Regions from separate parts of the Mus musculus genome. Here region 1 is linked to region 2. Evidence: chromatin loops called from intact Hi-C (ENCODE). Cell type or tissue: gastrocnemius. All regions are shown on one strand. Each heading gives the region's core, and the rest is flanking DNA. Links, peaks and the distances in the headings are about the cores only.

The links. Hi-C counts contacts between places; a loop is a spot of excess contacts. Peaks named below come from ENCODE experiments on the same cell type or tissue, not always from the same donor. Only the 100,000 strongest peaks of a DNase experiment are listed, where the experiment ranks them.
Region 1: it touches region 2 in a loop (2.2-fold over the local background); 4 of 42 quality-filtered maps call a loop at or near these places.

What each region holds. Positions count from the first base shown.
Region 1 is chr5:138,917,733-138,924,959 of GRCm38, reverse strand. No RefSeq gene overlaps it. Among named protein-coding and RNA genes, the nearest start is that of Gm38726, 13 kb to the left of the region's middle. In gastrocnemius, for the core only: a CTCF peak has its summit at 4,374; a DNase peak (open chromatin) is centred at 4,612; H3K27ac peaks cover 2,070 bases.
Region 2 is chr5:138,853,265-138,860,491 of GRCm38, reverse strand. No RefSeq gene overlaps it. Among named protein-coding and RNA genes, the nearest start is that of Gm30206, 32 kb to the right of the region's middle. In gastrocnemius, for the core only: a CTCF peak has its summit at 3,048 (motif pointing left); DNase peaks (open chromatin) are centred at 2,303 and 3,065.

The DNA.
Region 1 (7,227 bases), core at 2,982-5,481, 63 kb before region 2:
GAGAGGCTGTGGTCACTCCTGTATGTAGTCAGAGGTATCCAGCACAAAAGCCATCATTTTGGTGGCTAAAAGGCCAGGCATTCACCAGCCAGCTCAGGGTCTCTGCTTACTGGCTCTAGAGGTCACTGTCCATTGTGGTTTGTCTCCATAGCAGACCCAGCAGGGTTATAGCCATGGCTACCTAGGTTTGGAAGTGGTTGCTGGGCCCACCCCAGCGTCTAGGTTTGTCCATGTGGGTAGTAATGGGATGGCCCTGGGGTCCTGCTTTCCTAGCTTAGCCTCCCATGAACACTTAGGAGAAATTCTGAGGCAAGACAATATCCCCAGGTCTCTAGCCACCATAGCAGGCCTTGGAGGGGCAAGTGCACTTTGTGTGCACACATGCATGTGTACATCAGATGCATGTGTGGCAGTCTAAAGTCAGACTTTGAGCTCTGTCTTTAATTACTCCTTCCTTCCTTCCTTCCTTCCTTCCTTCCTTCCTTCCTTCCTTCCTTCCTTCCTTCCCTCCGTTCCCCTCCCCCTGTCTCTTTCTTTCTTTCTTTCTTTCTTTCTTTCTTTCTTTCTTTCTTTCTTTCTTTCTTTCTTTCTTTCTTTCTTTCGAGGCAGGGACTCTCACTAGACTAGACTGTGTTGCAATGAGAATGAGGTTGGGCCAGTGCTGGTGTCACAGCTGTGCACTGAAATGTCTCATTTTTTTTTTTATGGCTTCTAGGGATCTGAAATTAGGTCCTCATGCTTGTGCAGCAAACACTTTAAAACTCTGCGGAGCCTTCGCTAGGCATAGCTACTGCTGTCTCCACTCTGTATCCCGAGATTGTCTGCAGCCCAGGTCTTGTGGCTGTCACAGCATCATCCCTATGGGAGCCCCTTCCATCTCCTGGGTGATTCAGTGGGTGCTGGTGGTACAGGGAACACACTGAGACAGAGCTTCCTCTCTCAAGCAGCTCAGCTCTGCCCAGGCCTAGGAATAGCGGTCCACTCTTTGCACACATGGACGGGCCTCATATACCTTGCTGGAACCATGCTTGTCTCTTGGCAGTGGGAGCATTCTCTACCATTCGGGGGAGGCAGGAACTAGTGTAAACTAGATGAAGGCACTAAGAGCCCAGCACAGCCATCCAGACTCCCTGAGAGCAGCTTCTGGGTCCCAGACTTGGGGAGAGGGTGGGTACCCAGCACCTGTGATGTGCTTGCTGAACCTCGTCTCTGCCTGCCCCGCAGGTGGCTTTAGCGCCGACCAGCCCTTTCTCTTGCACTTAAGAGACTTGTGGTAGCCTCTGGACTGGCTTGGGGACAGAAGGGGAATGGGTCACAAGAAACCCTGGATCTGCTTTCCTGAGCCCCAGATGCAAGACTAGCATGGTCTCTGAGTCCCATCAGGGTTGTGGCTGAGAGGCCTTTGGTACAGCAAGGCAGAGCATCTTGTCACATAAGCATGGCCAGCTTGCCTCTCTTTCTGAGAAGTGCTGAGTTAGTCTTTGAGAGAAACACACTTTTAAAGCACGCACTCCCTGCAACGGGGAAGGCTGGGCTGAATGAGAGCCTTTGTTGACTGAGTGCTGGGTGCATTTTGAAAGGGTATGTGGACTGAGCCAGGGCTCAGAAGAAAGTTGGAGCCTGCCTCCGCAGGAGTGGGCACAGCCATACAGGTCTGAGCCAGGGTCATGGTAGAGGGGTTACTGAGAGCCCTGTTCCAGCACAGAGAGATGAGTGCTACCTCACCAGACCACAGTTTCCCCATATCCAGAATTGTAGACCATATGTGTGCCCAGGAGTATCCACTGGGATTTGTGGGTATTGTTTTACCATGGCTCACTTTCCTCGTTTCTGGCGTTACACATGTGAACTATCTTAAAACCTATGAGGTTATCTGCACCTTTGACCTCTGCCTCTCCCTATCAGAATCAGGGTGAATAGGAGAGGATGTCTAGAGAGAGGAGGGAACAGTGCTCTCTCCATCTAGGGCAAAGTCTCCTGCCACTGTCTTTTGAGATCCCTGCCCAGTCACATAGTTGCTAAGTGAGCATGGTGGTGGCTCTCTCCTCTGACCCCTAACTTCACAAATCACCCTCAGTGCAAATCTGTGAAGCTAGACTCCAGCAGGCAGGGTCAAGAAGATATTTTTATGTCCCATTCCACTTGTGATATGACCGAGGGCTGACATTTGCCCCTTCCCCTCTAAATAAGTATCTTGAATTCACAGACTCCGAATCCAGTCCTGAATCCTCCACACAGGACATTGTCTAAGTTAGATTTCTCTGTGGGTGTATTTGTTGGGGATTGTCTTGATAATTGAATGTGTGGAGGGTCGAGTCCACTGTGGGCAACAGCATTCCCTAAGCTGGGTTGTGCTGCACTCCATAAGAATCTGTGACCCAGCTAGCAAACCAATCCTCTGTGGTTTCTGCTGTACTTTGGCTGCGAGAGAGTTCCCGGCTGGAAGTGATGCTGAGTGGAAGAGCACGCAGACGGACCTCCTGCTTCCTGCCTTGGGTTTCTGCCCTGACTTCCCTCAATGATGGACTGTGATCTCAAAGTGCTAGACAAATAAACCTTTTCCTCTCCTAAATTACTTTTGGTCACAGTGTTTTACTACGACAGCAACAGAATGAAATTAGACCATCAGAGCACAGCATAGGCAGGGCAGCAGGGAGCTGGGCAGAGAGCCATGAGCCTTGTTCTGATGGAAGACAAGGATATGGTATTGCCTGAGGGAGTCTGAATTCACACCAACCAGAAATAGAGCTGCCCAATGAGAGGGACCCCTCAAGGGATGTCAAGAAGCCTTGGGGCTCTTTGCAAAGAAACTAGGCATCAGAACTCACCAGGCATCCTTAGCTGTGTGGAGGGCACTGAGTCTGGACTCAAAGGCTGCTCTTGATGTTCCTTCTACTGGCATGTTAGGAGAGGGTCTCCACTTGATGGCTTTCTGTTCTCTAATAATAAGCAGCCATAGAGGGCATAAGACTATGGGCTGTTCTAGAAAACTTTCTACCTAAGGGTTCACACTTGGGTCTCTCTCTCTCTCTCTCTCTCTCTCTCTCTCTCTCTCTCTCTCTCTCTCTCTTTCTCTCTCTCTCTCTCTGTGTGTGTGTGTGTGTGTGTGTGTGTGTGTGTGTGTGTCTCTGTTTCGGTCTCTCTCTTCCCCCCTTATGTTTTTTGAGACAGGGGTTTCCTATGCAGCCCTGTCTGTCCTGGAACTTGTTCTGTAGAGCAGGCTGGCCTTGTACTCAGAGATTTGTCTGCCTCTGTCCCCATTGTGCTGAGATTAAAGGTGTGCACCACCACCCAGCTGGGGGCATTATTGATGTGATCATACCAAGAACCATGACTAATGAGCATGTGACTGATGTTTTGAGGGAAACAGGGTGGGAAGGGGTGTAGAGATATGGGGAGGGGCAAAGAGGGTGGGGAGGATGGGGAGAGGTGGGAGGCATGGCAGCTTTCATGTCCCACACTGCTGTTTCTCCCACTCCATCCCCATGGCAAGGGCAGATCCTGAACCTTGGTGGCTTCTATCTCTCTGCAGCAGGACATGGGCAGGGGTCCTGAGGGAGGGTCCCATGTGGCAGGGATTTTTATGAAGACCTTAATCTTCCTGACTTTTGCTCCACTTTTTTTGCAGGGGCAGCCTAAAGCAGCCTGCAGGGTTTGGGTTGTGACCACAGCCACACACCAGCTCTCTCACAGGTGACACTTGAGAAATACCAAAGGTTTCCACAGAGGACACTGGATGCCTCAGAAAACGTTAGTGTTTGAAGTCTGGAGGTTCAGCGTTTACTTATTTATTTATCTTGGTGTTTTTGAGGCAGAGTCTTACTATGTAGCTTTGGCTGGCTTGGGCTTCAAAGTCATAGAAAACCATCAGCTTCTGCCTCTTGAGTGCAGGAATATGCCACTACCACCTGGATATTTTGGTGTTTTTGAGACAGGGTCTTTCTATGTAGCGTTGGCTGGCCTGAGGCTCACTATATAGACCATGCTAGCCATGAACTCAGAGAAATCCACCTGCCTCAGCCTCTGGAGAGCTGGGATCAAAGGTGTACTAGCATTTTTTCCTTTTATTTATTTTTTTATTATTAGCTATTTTCTTCATGTGTACTAGCATTTAAAATAGCAGTGACCCACAGCTCACCCCTTGATCCTGGAGCTGTGGACAGAGATGGCAGAGGCTGTAAGTGGAAAGGCCTGGATCTTGGACTAGCGAGACCAGCTTCTGCACCAGCTGGCCTGGCTCACTGATATATGGCAAGGCTGATGCTGCTGGCTATGCTGGAGAAAGCTTGGCTTCCTAGTCTCTGTAGCTCTCCATCCAGTCATCCCCACCACTCAGGGAGGAGCAGGGCCTGGGCCACCCTGTGGCTGAGAGAAACAGGACTAGGAGACAACCACAAAGGTTCCCCCAGCTGGGTGGGCTGGGCACTTCAGCTTCACATGGGAAGGGTTCTCCCAGCTTCCTGGCACTGTGAAGTGAGCCGAGGAGAGTGCCCCTGGCTTTCGAGCTGCAGTGTCAGCTCCTACAGCCCCTCCTGGGCCACGTGCCTGGCCAGGAGCCCATCTGCTCACTCCTGGCTACCCCTCCAGGCCTGGACTCAAGTCCAAGAGGGGGCAGGGTTCCAGGAGGAGGAAGCCAAGGCTCTCTGGACAAACCAGTGTTGCTGCTGGCCAATTGGGATGGGATTCCAAACAAACCCCCTCTCCCTGCCCTTACGCCTCCTGCGGATTCAGAGGTAGTTAGGAGGTGCCAGCAAAGGATTCTTGCCAGGATGGAGCCGTGGCCAAGAGGGCAGAACACTTCTTTCCTGGGGTCAGGGACTAAGGCCAGCGGACACCCAGCTCAGCCCAAGGTTACAAGTGAGAGGGAAGCTGCTATGTGTTCAGCTCTTGAGAGAGGATCAGAAAGCCTAGCATTGAGTCAGGTTAGCATTGAGACCATCATAGGCAATGCAGGTAACATTGTTAAGACAAACAGATCAAGAGAAAGACTAAGAGGCTGAGGCAAGAGAATCATGACTTCCAGGCCAGCCTGGGCTACACAGCAAGACCCTGTCTCAAAAAGAAACACAACTCCTCCAAACTACTCTCTAGAATGAGAAAACAGAATACAGAAGTAGCATTGCTGGGTAGTTTTGCTGATTTCTTTAACAGAGGAAGTCTTTCAATGGTTTCCTTAATGGCTGAACCCACACACCTGCTTTTACATTCATTCTTTTGTGAGGCTACATTATGATAGCATGTGGTCACTGGGAAGTTACTTTGTTACTACACATAAGAAGGGGAGAGTCAAAGATGAGAAGAGAGTCAAAGAACAGGTGGCAATACAGAGTTACTGGTGAACGTTGTGAGTTTTGACTCCATAGGCTCTTGAATGGATCTATGGATACTTTGAGAACTGTGGCTATAAATTATCTGATTAGTACCAGAGAAGGCAGGAAAGATTTAGAAAGATAAAACTGAAACAACAATAACAGACTCACCAAACATGTTAAAACCACAATAACAAAAGAACAGCCACAAAATGAGACAAAAAAAAAAAATCAAGGAGCAAATTTTAGCACTTCAATACAGCTATACCAAAGTTTACAATAAATGTAAATGGACTAAACACCATTGTGTAAATGGAAGCTGACTATAAAGTTTGATGTACAATGGATGGAGGACATGATTTTAGAAAGACCCACTTTCTCCTGTGTTTTTACCTTCAAAAGTTGAGAGCTCTTAGGCTCAATTTGTGTGAATCTTTGACAGATGATGTCAGCTCAGAAAAGGATTCTACCATCAAGGCCTCTTAAATTGTTCTAAGATGGGCTCAAATCTCATTTTATCTTCACAATAGCACAGAGAGTTATTCTTGAGGGCTGATTTGAATCTCAGGGACTGGTGGCAACTTAGTGTTACTGATGAATGTGGTGTGATCTGGCTGGTGCTATGGATGTCTAACAAAGCCCTAATTCAGTAGCAGTTAGACACAGGATTTATGTATAAGATTCACATGCTTCATTTTACATATGGGAACACAGAGGACCAGGTGAATGATGGGAAGCCTTAAAGGGGAAGTCACATAGAGGCAAAGGACCCATTTTGGCTTGGAGACACTGGTTGGTATCTGTGAGAGTTCTCAGTTCGGTACTGATTGTACAGAACTAGGTTGTTCAGAAGCTATGCCCAGGGAAGAGCAATGCTTCAGTTTCCACAGCTGAACACCTGCCTGGTTTGCTTATCTTCCAGATTAAGTGCTAGTTTAGTTGGACAACTTATTTTCTCATCTGTGGAATGGCACAGAAAACTATTAGGAGAGTCCAGGAGAGACAGGAAATGAGAGGTTGACTCCACGACTGTCTAGTAGCCAAGTAGACATCATGACTGAGGCTGGCTCAAGTTAGGGATATCTGCTCCTTTCATAGCTGGGCTTCTTGGGTCTGTATTTTAGGATGCTGGGCCAGAAAGATGTCTCAGTTGGTAAAATGCTTGCTATATAAACAAGAGAATTTGAATTCAGATCTCTAGCATCTATGTAAAAAGCTGGGTATGCCAGTTGTACTTCTGTGACTCGAACACTGGGGAAGTAGAGACAAGGAGATCCCTGGAGCTCTCTGACCAACCAGTCTAGTCAAATTGGTGAGTTCCAGGTGGTGGTAGTGCATGCCTTTAATCTTAGCAGGTAGGAGGCAGAGACAGGCAGATCTGAGAGTTCAAGGCCAGCTTGGTCTTCAGAGTAAGTTGCAGGACAGCTAGGGTTACCAAAAGAAAACCCCTTACCCAATATACACAAGTGTGTGTGTGCACTAGTATGCAGGTATGTATGCCTGTAGACATCAGAGGACAACTTTGTATAATTCCTTCCTTGGGTGTCTTACGTGTTTTCTTCAAGATAGGGTCTCTCACCTTTTAACTTCAATGAATAGACCATACTAGCTGGCCCACAGGCTTCCAGGGATCTGCCTGTTTGTTTCTGCCTCCCATCTCACCATCACTGGGATCGTAGATGTTCTTCACTGTATCCAGCTTATAACAGGCTTTACTGGCTGAGCTCTGTCTCCAATCTGAGTTTGGTTTTTTTGAGACAGGGTCTCACTATGTGGTCTGGGACGGTCTCCAACTCTCAGTCCTACTGAATGCTGGGATGACAGGTGGATACCATGGAGCTCAGCTACAATACATAATCATTAAGTATAACCATATATATCAATTATGTATCTGACTCTATGTATCAATTAAATGTAG
Region 2 (7,227 bases), core at 1,960-4,459:
CTAAGATTTGCCTCCTCAAATCCTCTGTGACCTCTCTGGGGTCCCCCACTGTCTCAGTCAAGGTTTCTGTTACTGGAAGGGTTTATTCCACCTTACAGCCCCTCACTCTTCATCACTGAGAGAAGTCAAGGCAGGAATTAAAGTAGGGACCATGGAAGGATGCTATTTGCTGGAATGCCCTTGTAGGTAGCTCAGGCTGCCTTCTCATACAGATCAGATCACCTACCCAGGCACGACACTGCCCACCGTGAGCTGCCTCTGCCTTCACAGCGATCCGTAATCTAGAAAATGCACTATAGACTTGCCCACAGGCAAATCTTGCAGAGCCATTTTCTCAAGTGAGATCCTTCTTTCCCAACGCCTCTAGCTTCTGTCAAGTTGACATAAAACCAGCCAGGTCGCCCATGGATTGACACAGCACCCTGGCTACTTCTGTCCTTTGCTTCTGGGTTCTGGCTCACCCCCTGACAATGCTTCCACAATTTCCTTCCCAAACACATAACTCACGTGCAACTCTCTTCTCGGGGGAACAGAGAGAGCCTATCTGTCTCCACACAGACGAACATAGACAGCTGTGAAGTGTGGACCTGTGTGCCTGTAGGTGCATGTTGACGGGAACAGGTGTGTAGGCAGTATATCCTCCAGCCACCAGAGAAGAGAAGTGCCAGGTGGGGGCTGGGCATGCCCCCTTCCCAGGCATACAAGGAGTCTGCAGGTGTGCTTAAGGATCTCTCTGGAAGAGCTGGGTGGGCTTTGTGCCAGCCAATGCTTTCAGCAACAGGGGGCATGGGCCTGGATGTCCAAGAGCCTGAGAAGGCTGACAGTGGGTGGTTACAGGCCTATGGGCTGCAAGGCCGAGCCATCCAGAGCCTATGGTTTTCTGTGCTGCCAGCCACCTCGTAGCATTTGAGGGCTGATCTGTCTTGTGGCAGAAGAGAGGGACTCACAGTGCCATCCTCCAGGACCCGGTTTCCTGGGCTTTCTGCAGTGTTGACCTTTTCCCAGACAGCATTGTCATATGGAAGAGACATTGTCACAGACTAAAATTCCACCATTCCCACCTACCATACAGGACACAGACTCTTTAAGTTTTTTCAGAAGCCCCCAGTAAACACCTTGCCATCTCATTAGCTGAGCCCTGGTCACGTGCACAGGTGAATCGATGCTTGCAGCCAATGGGATGGGATCTTGGCTGGCATGGTAGTTTCTGCACCTGATCATGGAGGGAGGTGGGGTAGGGATTGTTCCCTGCAGGGACAGAGCACCTGGGTCTGGGGCAGAATGGAAGTTTTAGGGGATTGGGATGCGGGGTTGTGGCTCAAGACACGGGAGGCCTAGAGAAGGTAGTGACTGGGGGTTAGGCTGGAGGCTGGGACAGGATTGGAGGCCTGAACACGGGAGCATAGGGTAGGGCTATGGGGACATGGCGAGGAATGAGGTCACGAGGCAGCCCATGTCCTTATGAGCGCTTGGTTAGTCAGAGAGAAAGGACACGAGAGGTCACAGCTATGGCAGGGGATGATGACAATCTCTGCCCTGTGTCCCCATCTGTTTCCCACACTTCTGACCATGGCTAGAGGGGAAATAGTGGGGTCTGGGAGCCTCACAGTGAAGGGTTAGCAAGAGGTGATGCCCTTTTGAAAAGCAGCCTGCCTGGGTGGGATTGGCAGATCCAGGTGTTGTCCTCCAGTCATGTGAGCTATTTCAGCCAGTCTCCAATCTCTACTCCCTTCCTATTTGTTGCTGCAAATCCGTGTGTTGCTCACACATGAGTCTATGTGTGCCTGTATGTACCTGTGTGCACCTCTGTATGTTCACCTCTGTGTGTGCCTCAGTGTGTGCCTATGTGTTCTTATGTGTATTTGTGTGTCTATAGGTATCTGTATCTCCTTGTGTGTACCTATGTGCTCATATGTGCCTGTGGATGCCCTTAAGAACCTGTGTTATATACCTATGTGTGTGCTCCTGTGTGTCTCTGTGTGTCATGTGTGTGTGTATGTGTGTATGTGCCTGTATTCCTTTATGTACCTCTGAGTCTGTGTATGCCTGTGAATTTCTTGTCTATGTGAGCTTGTATGCTTATATGTACCTGTGTATGTCTTTGTGAGAACCCATGTGTATGTGCATTTGTGTACCCATGTACGCATGTGCTTATGTATACTCAAGGTCTCAGGAGCCCCTTCTATGTAGACTAGTGTGCATGCATGCGAATGTCCGTGAATGGGGCTGGGGCATAAGCGGGGAGATGATTTCCTGGAGGCCACGCTTGATCAGCTGCCAAGCTATCACCATTGTCATGTCAACCAAATATTTTCAGCCTCCCCGCCCAGAAGCCTTGGAGCGATGTCTCCTCCCGGCTGCGAACCCCAGACCAGACTTCCAAACCGCTAGGCCAATCTGGAGGCCCTTTTTTTAGCTGCTGAGGGGAGGGAAAAAAAAAACCATAAGCAAACACAAATCCACTGATCGTAGCCGCCGCCTTCTCTGCAGTTTAACTTCTGAGCTTTGATCTGATACTGGGCCCCAGAGGACGTGTTATTTCTAAATAACGAGCCAAATGTTTGTGCCCGACCTTGAACTTCTCTGGTTTGGGGAAAAATATGACTTAGCATAGTTGTTCTTTGATGCGGCCAGTAGCATGGGGATCAAAGACTTTTCCAGGGGGCAGAGGCAAGGAAGGGTGGCAGGACCCTGTGGTGCCCTGCCCTGGGTAGCAGAGCCCTGGGTGAGGCCACACTCACCCAGGCCCCCATAAATGTCCTCACTGGGGCTTGAGCCTAGCCACACCTGCGGAAAACCTGGTATCCCCAAAGTCTCTTCAGTGGCTATGGGGGATGAAGGCCCTGGGCAGGGGTGGAGACAGCCTGCTGTTATGACATTGGGACTCCAGAGGTCCATCCTAGAATTGGCTGGGACCCCTGCTTGTAAGTATGGGGGTCTGAGATGGCTCATTAGCACATAGGTACATGCAATAGGAGGTACAGGTGGCCACAAGCTGTACTGGAGGTGGCCACCTGGAAAGAATTGGAGAAAGTCGCCCCCTGCTGGCACGGGCCAGCCCACAAGTACATGAGGAGGTTCAGTCAAGCTGGCTTGCTACCCACACACACGCTGAGCTGCTTAATTGTAGTGGTGCAGTCGCCCATGATGCTGTACGCCTGGGCTTAGGTCCCTGTCCCAAGGCATTGGACCAGGCATGGTACAGTGAAATGTCCTAGGAATAGTTGATTCCACACTGGAGATGCCATTTTTCCCCGGGAAGCCTTGCTACCAGTCTTCTCAGTGGGGGTCAAGGTACAATGTCAGCAGTCACCTGCCTTAGTAATTAAGCTGGAGGCGGGGGTGGGGGGGGTGGGGGGGGTGGGGAACCAGACCTTTCTGCTGTTTCTTACAGCTTCTGTTCATAGCCTTGTCCTTGGTATTTGCTGGTAAGTCCTGGCCAAGGGAGGAGTCCGTCTGTGTGGGCTCGGCCAACCTCTGAACCTCAGTGCTCACAATGGTTTCCAGTCTGCTAAGGCCCCACCTAGAACCCAGGCCCAAGAGATCCCGACATCCTAGATGCAATGCATGTCTCCAGTAGCCATACCTAAACTGGCATTTTCTGTTTGAGGGGGCATGTAGGGAGCTGGAACCTGGGCCACTGATCTGAGGCTACTCCTTGGCCAATGAAGGGTTGGGACATGGTAGTGTTGTTTTGTTGGTTTGTTTGTTGTTGAGACAGAATCTCACATAGCCCTCTGTGGCTGTCTTAGGGTTTCTATTGCTGTGATGAAACACCATGACCAAGGAGCAGGAGAGGAAAGGGCTTATTTGACTTACACTTTCACAGTGCAGTTCATCACTGAAGGAAGTCAGGACAGAGGCTTAAACCTGGAGGCAGGTGCTGATGTAGAGGCCATGGAGAGTGCTCCTTTCTGGCTTGCCCAGCCTGATTCTTAGAAGTTCGATAGAACCCAGGACCCCCAGCCTAGCAATGGCACTACCCACACAATGGGCTGGGCTCATTCCTATCAGTCATTACTTAAGAAAATGCCCTACATCTGGATCCTATGGAGATATTTTATTAATTGATGTTCCCCCACTTTCGGATAACTCTAGCTTGTGTCAAGCTGACATAAAATTAGCCAGCACAGTGGCCTTTAACTCAATATGTAGCCAAGAATACCTTGACATTTGGATCCTCTTGCCTTCAGCTTCCAAGTGATAGGACCACAGGCATGTACTTTCATACCTGCTTGAAATGTGGCTGGGCATGGGACCCACCATGTCTTGCATGCTAGGCAAGCACTCTGCCAGCTGAGCCACATCTCCAGCCCAGGAATCTGTTCCTAAAGATTTAAGTGTGTGTGTGTGTGTGTGTGTGTGTGTATGGGCATGTGTGTATGTCTATGTATGTGTATATATTATGTGTGTGCATGTGTGTGTATATTTGTGTATATGTGTATGTCTATGTATGGGTATGTGTATGTATGTATGTATGTATATATATATATATGTATATATATATATATATGTATGTATATGTGTGTGTATGTCTGTGGATGTCTATGTATGGGTGTCTATGTATGTGTATGTGTATATATTATGTGTGTGCATGTCTGTGTATGTTTGTGTATATGTGGATGTCTATGTATGGGTATGTGTGTGTATGTATGTATGTATGTGTATATATATATATGTATATGTGTGTGTGTATGTCTGTGGATGTCTATGTATGGGTGTCTAGGTATGTGTATGTGTAGATATGAGTATGTGTGGATGTCTGTGTATGGGTATGTGTGCAGATTCCCTCAGAAATCAAAAGCACAGGAACCCCTAAAGCTGGAGTTACTGGCAGTTATGAGCCTCCCAGTACAGGCAGGTGCTGGGAACCAAACTCAGGTCATCAGCAAGAGCATTTCCTCTTCACTTCTGGGCCATCTCGTCAGTCAGTCCCCACAGCTGTCTTCTTAAAAGTTCAGTAATTGGAGTCAGGTAGGGAAGCCAATGCCTGCAATCCCAGTACATAGGAGGCAAGAGGATTGCAGTAAAGTTATGACAAGCCTGGGCTGCATAGAGAGATCTTGTCTCAAGAAAACCAAGTGGAAAAAAAAAACCCAAATAACTCCACTGACAGGTAACAGTCACATGATGCAAATTCTGGCAGAGGTGGAAATAGAGAGGCACAGTTGGAGAAAATCATGATAAATAAAATCCAGACTTGAGGGCTGGGACAGATGGCTCTGCTCTTCCAGAGGTCCTGAGTTCAATTTCCAGCAACTACATGGTAGGTCACAACCATCTATACTGGGGTCTGATGCCCTCTTCTGGCATTCAGGTGTACATGCAGATAGAGAACTCATATACATAAAATAAATAAAAATCAATCTTAAAAAAAAAAAAAAAAAAACAACTCCAGACCTGAAACATCAGTGCAGTGGTCACAGTGGATCATTCGCTGTAAGAAACCTTGGTTCCGTTGTATAAACTTCTTCTAGAAGAGAAATCTATCCCCTCCTATTCTCCAGATAGCATCCCCAAAGCAGGTCAGAATAGAATTCTAACCCAGTTCAACTAGGGGAACCCATGAGTTTATTAGTGTTGCTTGCAGAACACGTGTGAAAGAGGTTACTTACAGGACTGTGGGTGATCCCAAAGCAGCCAAGCATGGGAAGTCCCATGCCAGCCTGGGTGATGACTTCTTAGTTGCACAGGTGGAGGCTCCTAGACTTTGGGAATCAAACACGTGTCTTCATGCTTGCACGGCAAGCACTTTATCAACTGAGCCATCCCCTTATGCCCTAATCAGACTCATGCATTTAAATATGGAGTTGAGGTAAGAGTCAACGTTGGCTGCTTCCCAGTGGTTTAGGGGAAGGCAAAGGACAGCCTGGGTTACTGCCTCTCCCTCAGCACCTCCTTGCTTGCACGTGTCCTGTGTTGAGCAGGTATACCAGTCTGTAGGGTCCTCTGCACCTATGGGACCCATCCTGCAGCTCTAGCTGTGGGCAGCCAGAGCCCTGATCTTTGTCCTCCTCCTCCACAGTACTGTAGCTCTCCTGGTCATTTCTCCACAGCTCTGCAGTCAGCCACGCGCAGCTGCTCCAGAGGCTCAGAGGGCCTCCTTGCCCTGTGTTCATTTCCATCTCTACAAACCATGGACCTTCTAGCTTGCAACAGCTCCCCGGGGCCTTTTTCATCAACAAATATTCACTTTTTGTTTTTCCTCCTTCACTCCTTTCCCCATTCTTTCTTAATTATTTTTTGTGATAGGGTTTCATGTACTCCAGCCTGGCCTTGAACCTCTGATACTCCTGCCTCAGCCTCCCAAGGGCTAAGATTAAGGGTATATACCACTATATCCACCTCTCATTCTTTACAAAGATATGCATTTCATCCATGCATAGTAGCTCTTGACAGCAATCCCAGCATGCTGATGCTGAGGCAGGGGGATTATCATGAGTTCAAGCCCTTCCCAGGCTTTGTAAAAAAAATGCCAGACCAGCCTCGGATTCAGGGTGAGATCCTGTCTCAGAACAGTGACAAAGTTTCACGACCCTGTATGGCTGTTAGAAATTGTTTAGCAATCTCCTGCTGGTGAGCTTTGAGAACATTCTAAATGCCACAGCGAGTGACTGATTGCTTGCAGTGGTACCATAAGGAGGCAGGACTTTGCTAGGGTAAAAGGTATGCATGTTGACATTGATCCCACTGGTTGATTGACCATAAATGTTACACAGCTCATCAGCTGCAGACAGTGTCTGTTTCCCACTGGCCTGCCATGTGCAGCACCAGCCACTGCCTTGCTTTCTGCCAATCTTGTTATAAAGTGGGTCCCCATTTCCTTCCTGTTCACATTTCCCATCCCTAGCCAGGCCTCTCTGTTGGCCAGGCAAGTTGATCCCACTTCCTGAGCCTCCTTGGGGGACTGGGCACTTCCTGGGCACTCTTTATGTGTTTGGGATATGAACTCATTGTCACTTCCTTTCTTGGTGGCCAGCTGGGTTTCAACTTTGGCTCGTGGCTTTGTGGCCTTGTCTGGATGAGTGTCACACACTCTCTGCTTGCTGCTTTGCCCAACTTGAGGGGTGTGGTCTTCAACCTCACTACATCCTGCTACCTGAGTCCAGGAGTGCTGAAATCTCATCATCATCTCAGTCGACTGGGCTGATGGCAAGCATGCGTGTGGCAGCTATATAGGACATTCCAGAGATTCTTTATTTTATTTTTATATGTGTGCATGTGTAT